Linked DNA regions of Homo sapiens: region 1 is linked to region 2. A link is a loop called in an ENCODE intact Hi-C map of the cell type or tissue named here. Cell type or tissue: A673. All regions are shown on one strand. Each heading gives the region's core, and the rest is flanking DNA. Links, peaks and the distances in the headings are about the cores only.

What was found. Hi-C counts contacts between places; a loop is a spot of excess contacts. Peaks named below come from ENCODE experiments on the same cell type or tissue, not always from the same donor. Only the 100,000 strongest peaks of a DNase experiment are listed, where the experiment ranks them.
Region 1: a loop joins it to region 2, with 9 times the contacts of the local background. A loop is called at or near these places in 22 of 110 quality-filtered maps.

The regions. Positions count from the first base shown.
Region 1 is chrX:110,991,237-110,994,155 of GRCh38, forward strand. It overlaps a transcript of PAK3 not described here. Among named protein-coding and RNA genes, the nearest start is that of PAK3, 100 kb to the right of the region's middle. In A673, for the core only: CTCF peaks have their summits at 1,578 (motif pointing right) and 1,781; no DNase peak of the experiment used is centred there; H3K27me3 peaks cover 363 bases.
Region 2 is chrX:111,243,050-111,245,968 of GRCh38, forward strand. CAPN6 (calpain 6) reads right to left here. Exons shown (of 13, transcript NM_014289.4): 13 at 2,050-2,919. Among named protein-coding and RNA genes, the nearest start is that of CAPN6, 26 kb to the right of the region's middle. In A673, for the core only: a CTCF peak has its summit at 1,398 (motif pointing left); no DNase peak of the experiment used is centred there.

The DNA.
Region 1 (2,919 bases), core at 261-2,760, 250 kb before region 2:
ATAATGATTATTTCTGCCTCATAGGGCTTTTCTCAGCTTTAAATTACATGATGTGTGTTAAACATTTAGCATAGCACCTGATACATGATTAGTACTCAATAAATGTTAGCTATCATCATCATCACCAGTTTTCATCTTATACTGAAGTTAGGGGACAATAACATGGGCTTTGGAATCTGTCTAATATTAGTTGTGTAGCCTTGGTCGAGTCACATCACTTCCTCGTTTCTCGGTTTCCTGGTCTTTAAAATGGGAATGACAGTAGTGCCAACTGAAAAGGGCTATTGTGAGGATTAAATGAGTTAATCCAAGTAAAGTACTTATCACCATGCCTGGTACATGATAAGCATTCAATAGATGTTAGCTGCTACAGTTATTATGGCCAGTTGACCATTAAGGTAATATGACAGCATAACTAAAACATGAGAAAATTGAGAAAAATAGGCAATCATGCCAAATCTTACTACTAAGACACATCTTGTTATTATTTTTGGATTTGGTTCTTAAATTTAAAATTTCTTTTGTTGAGAAAATCAAGACTGCAGGAGATGGCATGGATTTGGGATGCAGCAGGCATTTCGTTAAACACTTAATAAGTAACTACTGTGTGCTAGCCAGTGTTCCAGAAGCTGAGATATGACAAGAAAAAAAAACACACAGGACAGGCATTATTCCTGTATTTAAGGAATTTATAGCCCAATAGAGGTAGTATGGAAAACAAAATAATAAATATAAAATATTGTGTTATGTGATATTAAGTACTATGGAAAATATCTTCAGATGGGGTGATAAGGAGTTGTAAAATGGTCAGGAGTGGTGAGGGAGGGTTGGAGAGTGAACCCTGCAGAGCCTATAATTTTAGAGGGTGGTCAGGGTAGGCCTCACCAAGAAGGTAATCTTTTGAATCCAGCCCTAAAGGAGGTGAGGGAGTAGGTCATGTAGGTATCTCAGGGAAGAGCATTGGGAGCAGAGAGAACAGGAAGAGCAAGGTCTTTGAATCAGGAGGATATCTGGCATTTATGAAACTGCCAAGAAGCCCATGTTGCAGCAATGGAGTGAATGAAGGGAAGAGTATTGGGATGGGAGGTCAGAGAGGTCACAGAGACAAGTTTGTTAAGGGCATTGACTGCCATTTCCAGGGAGTGAGATGGAAAGCCACGGAGGAGCTTGTTCAGTGAAGGACATGACCCAACTTATATGAGCTATTTGGCACTCCTATAAGCAGTGGGTTTTGACCCCATAGATCCTGGGCAATAATAAACAAGAGGCAGCAACTCCACCATTCCCTCAGAACTCTCCTTACCACTCTGTAGACTGCAGAGAGTGGACTTATTGATCCTGAGGGCGACACAGAGAGGAATTGATGGCACGGAGAATAGGGGAAAAAGATGTAATCTCTTAGAGCTGAAAGGGACTCAGTGCAATTCTGCCACCGGGCATCTGTTCATTCCGCCTCGACTAAAACCGTCACTGCCTTATCAGCTTGCTCAGCCTCTTCTTGCAGGACCTTCTCAAGGTCGGAAAGCCTTTTGATGGGTTTACTGAAAATCTGCCTCCTTTTCACCACCGGGTGGCAGTAGTCCTGGTTCTATCACCTGAGCAACCCAGAATAAGTGCATACCTTCCGCAGGAAAATACTTGAGATTTGAAGGCAGGTGGATATCTTATATATCCCCCAACGTTTCTCCTTTACAGGCCCTATTGTCTCTTCTACCTTCAAGAGTAACTCCTATTATAGAATGGTTTTCTTTTGTCAATCTTGCAACCCTCTTCTGGAGGTTTTCCACTTTCTTAGTGACTCTCTTAAAATGTGATGTCTAAAATTGAACAGGAGACGGCAGGAGTGAACAGAGGAGGTTACAGTGCAATGATTATATTCTAGGATCTAGAAACTGTACTTTGATTATGCAATCTAAAATTGTGCTCTGTTTTTAGCGACTAAATAATTTAGGTACATTAAACTGTTGGCTCGAATTGTGCTTGTGGGTCAATTCAAGCCCCTTGATCTTTTTTAGTTTGTTTATTTGTTTGATGTGAGTTGCTGTGAAGCCACACTTCCCCTATTTTGGCCTCACAAAATGGACTTTTAAAATTTGAATTGATGATTTTTTTTCTTTATCTCATTTATATTTCACCATTTAAATTTTAGCCCAGTATTCCAACCCGTCTGAGCTTATTTTGAATCTCAATTTTGTTCTTCAACATATTCCGACATCCCTGCCAGGTTTGAGTCATCTTAAAACACAGTAAGTACATTTTCTGTATCACCTAAGTTATTAATAAAAATGAAAAAGTCTTGTGGCCCTTCTCTGGAGAACTTCTGCTGGATTGCCAATCCATTTGACTGTATTATAACTTGATCAATATGTTACTATCTTGCTTTAGTTCATTCATGAGAAAATTCTGAGACAAATTCAAATGCATGGCTAAATCCAAGATATGTTGTCAATGCAAAAGATAGCATGGATGAAGGTGATCTAAGATAGGATGTTTTTGTTTTGCAAAATGGAAATTCTAGTATTGTTTTTTCCAATTATAAGGTGATATTGGCTTGTTGTAAAGGTCAACAGCATACATAAGTATACAAAATACAAAGGGAAATTTCCTCTGTAATTCTGTGCACCGACACTGTACTAGATAACTATGGTTGACAGTTTTATGCATATATAAACACAGATCTATGGTTTTACTGGGATCATGATATAGAGACTGTTACATGACCTGCTCTTTTCACTTACAATCCTTTGGAAACGTCTGTCCTTCTCAGAAAGTACAGTTTTAGCTCCTTCTTTTAAACAATGATATAGTGTTCTTTTCTTTGGATGTTTCATAATTTATCTCATCAATCTCATATTGATGGGCATTTAGATCATTGGCAATTTTTGCCGTTACAAGCAGTATTACATGTTGAATTGTCTT
Region 2 (2,919 bases), core at 144-2,643:
TCATATGTTTGTTGGCTGCATAAATGTCTTCTTTTGAGAAGTGTCTGTTCATATCCTTCGCCTACTTTTTGATGCGATTGTTTTTTATTGTAAATTTGTTTAAGTTCCTTCTAGATTCTGTATATTACACCTTTGTCAGATAGATAGATTGCAAAAAATTTCTCCAATTCTGTAGGTTGCCTGTTCATGCTGATGATAGTTTCTTTTGCTGTGAAGACGCTGTTTAGTTTAATTAGATCCCGTTTGTCAATTTTGGCTTTTGTTGCCATTGCTTTTGGTGTTTTAGTCATGAAATCTTTGCCCATGCCTATGCCCTGAATGGTATTGCCTAGGTTTTCTTCTAGGGTTTTCATGGTTTTAGGTTTTATATTTAAGTCTTTAATCCATCTTGAGTTAATTTTTGTATGAGGTGTAAGGAAGGGATCCAGTTTCAGCTTTCTGCATATGGTTAGCCAGTTTTCCCAGCACCATTTATTAAATAGGGAACCCATTCCCCATTGCTTCTTTTTGTCAGGTTTGTCAAAGATCAGATGGTTGTAGATGTGTGGTGTTATTTCTGAGGCCTCTGTTCTGTTCCATTTGTCTATATATCTGTTTTGGTACCAGTACCATGATGTTTTTGTTGCTGTAGCATTGTAGTATAGTTTGAAGTCAGGTAGCATGATGCCTCCAGGTTTGTTCTTTTTGCTTAGGATTGTCTTGGCTATGTGGGCTCTTTTTTGGTTCCATATGAAATTTGAAGTGTTTTTTTTCTAATTATGTGAAGAAAGTTCATGGTAGCTTGATGGGAATAGCATTCAGTCTATAAATTACTTCAGGCGGTATGGCCATTTTCACAATATTGATTCTTCCTATCCATGAGCATGGCTTTATTTTGCATTTGTTTGTGTCCTCTCTTATTTCCTTGAGCAGTGGTTTGTAGTTCTCCTTAAAGAGGTCCTTCACGTCTCTTGTAAGTTATATTCCTGGGTATTTTATTCTCTTTGTAGCAATTGTGAATGGGAGTTCACTTATTATTTGGCTCTTTGCTTGTCTGTTATTGGTGTATAGGAGTGCTTTGTGATTTTTGCACACTGATTTTGTATCCTGAGACTTTGCTGAAGTTGCTTATCAGCTTAAGGAGATTTTAAGCTGAGACTATGGGGTTTTCTAAATATACAATCATGTCATCTGCAAACAGAGACAATTTGACATCCTCTCTTCCTGTTTGAATACCCTTTATTTCTTTCTCTTGCCTGATTGTCCCGGCCAGAACTTCCAATACTATGTTGAATATGAGTGGTGAAAGAGGGCATTCTACCCTTTTTTGTCTGGGGAAAAATTGTCATCCTTGGGGGGAAAAAAAAGCAGTAGCATCTTTGAGCTTAATTGTAATACCATAGTGCCATCTGGTGACCATATGGAATGACTGCATTATCCACATGGGATATTTCATGTCTAACAAAAATCTACAACATGTAAATCTCTAGTGTGTTCTGGGTTAGTGTTATAGGGACAGACAGTGAGGGCTGTACTTGAGAACTGTTCTCCTGAGCTACTCCTTTGGAGATCCCTCCCCTGGTTAGGCACTTTTTCATGTCAGAAAGAAAAATAAGAATTTTCCCCTTTGCCTACCCTAAGATGGTAGATGGCAGGTTGTATAAGCAAATGAGTGAAGTCTTCACACATCCCTTCGGCTCTAAGGAAGATGCTGGGAAAGGGGAGTTGGTATTTTGTCTTGTTGAGAGATCTTCCCTTGAAAGATTTGGCTACTGTACCTATGGCCTCGAGTCCAATCCCAAATAGGAGTTTCAAACTCAAGTAACCCCGAATAGCACCTAGCTGTCCCTAAATATGAAATAAAGGCCCCTCTTCATTCTTCCAACTACCCCAGAATGCAAAGAACTGTACCATCAGAGTGTAGCCAGGGCTTTTGAATCCATCACACTTTTACCTGAGCTCAGATTTCATGAAGTACCTCAACCCCCACCTCCAGTGGCTTTGAAACAAGTCTTAACAGATGGTCACTCTTGCCATCCATCCCATGCCATCAATTCAAGTCAAGACTGATCAATGTACTGAATATGAACTTTATTGTGATTTGGTTTATGTAAGGCAGTGTAGTGAAGGCACTGCAGAAGTTAAACAGACTGGAAAACATGGTAAAAAATGAGCGAGCTAAAAATGAATGCTTGCTGGTCTAGGTAGGCTAAGTACTACAACTATGTTTCTTTTTCATCATTGCAGAAGCGTTGAAATATTGTTGAAGGTGGGGGTTTGGGGTGGAATTAGGGAAGGCTTCATGGAGGAGGTGGCATTTATACTGGGCCTTGAAGGAGGGGCAGAAAGTTGATAGGTTAAGATGGAGGGAAGTACATTTCATAATGACTGACTCTAGAGAAAATTCTGTAGAAGTACTGAAAAATGAGAGGGCAAACAAACACCCCCAGCGAGTGAAGCATCCCAACTGAGAGAAAAGTCTGAGGAGTCTGGGCTGGGACCAAAGTCTCAAGTCCCCAGATGGGGTCTTCAGTACAAATGATATTAGGAGGCACAGGACAATGGGCTTGTTTGTAAACCTAGCAGCAGCGAGAGGTTTCACATTGCAGTCAGGGGCCCCAAACTGGCTGTAATATGTCTGGATGAATTCTCTCATCTTTTAGGTGTGTATGGTACTTACTTATCTTTCCTCTTGCCCACTGACTGCCTGAATGGTAGTTCGTGCGCGCCCATGTGCGCGTGTGTGAGTGTAGGTGTGTGTGGATGGGTGGGGGACCGAGGCTTTGTCTCCCACTGCAGCTTCTTCCACTTTTCCGTCTTGTGGCACACAGCAGGCTTCCATTGAGCTGAAGCTCAGGCCCCTCTCACTGTCTAGGACTCATTGAACTCCAGCTCTTGATTAAGCACCAGGAAGCTTTCTCAACATGAAGGTAAAATTTA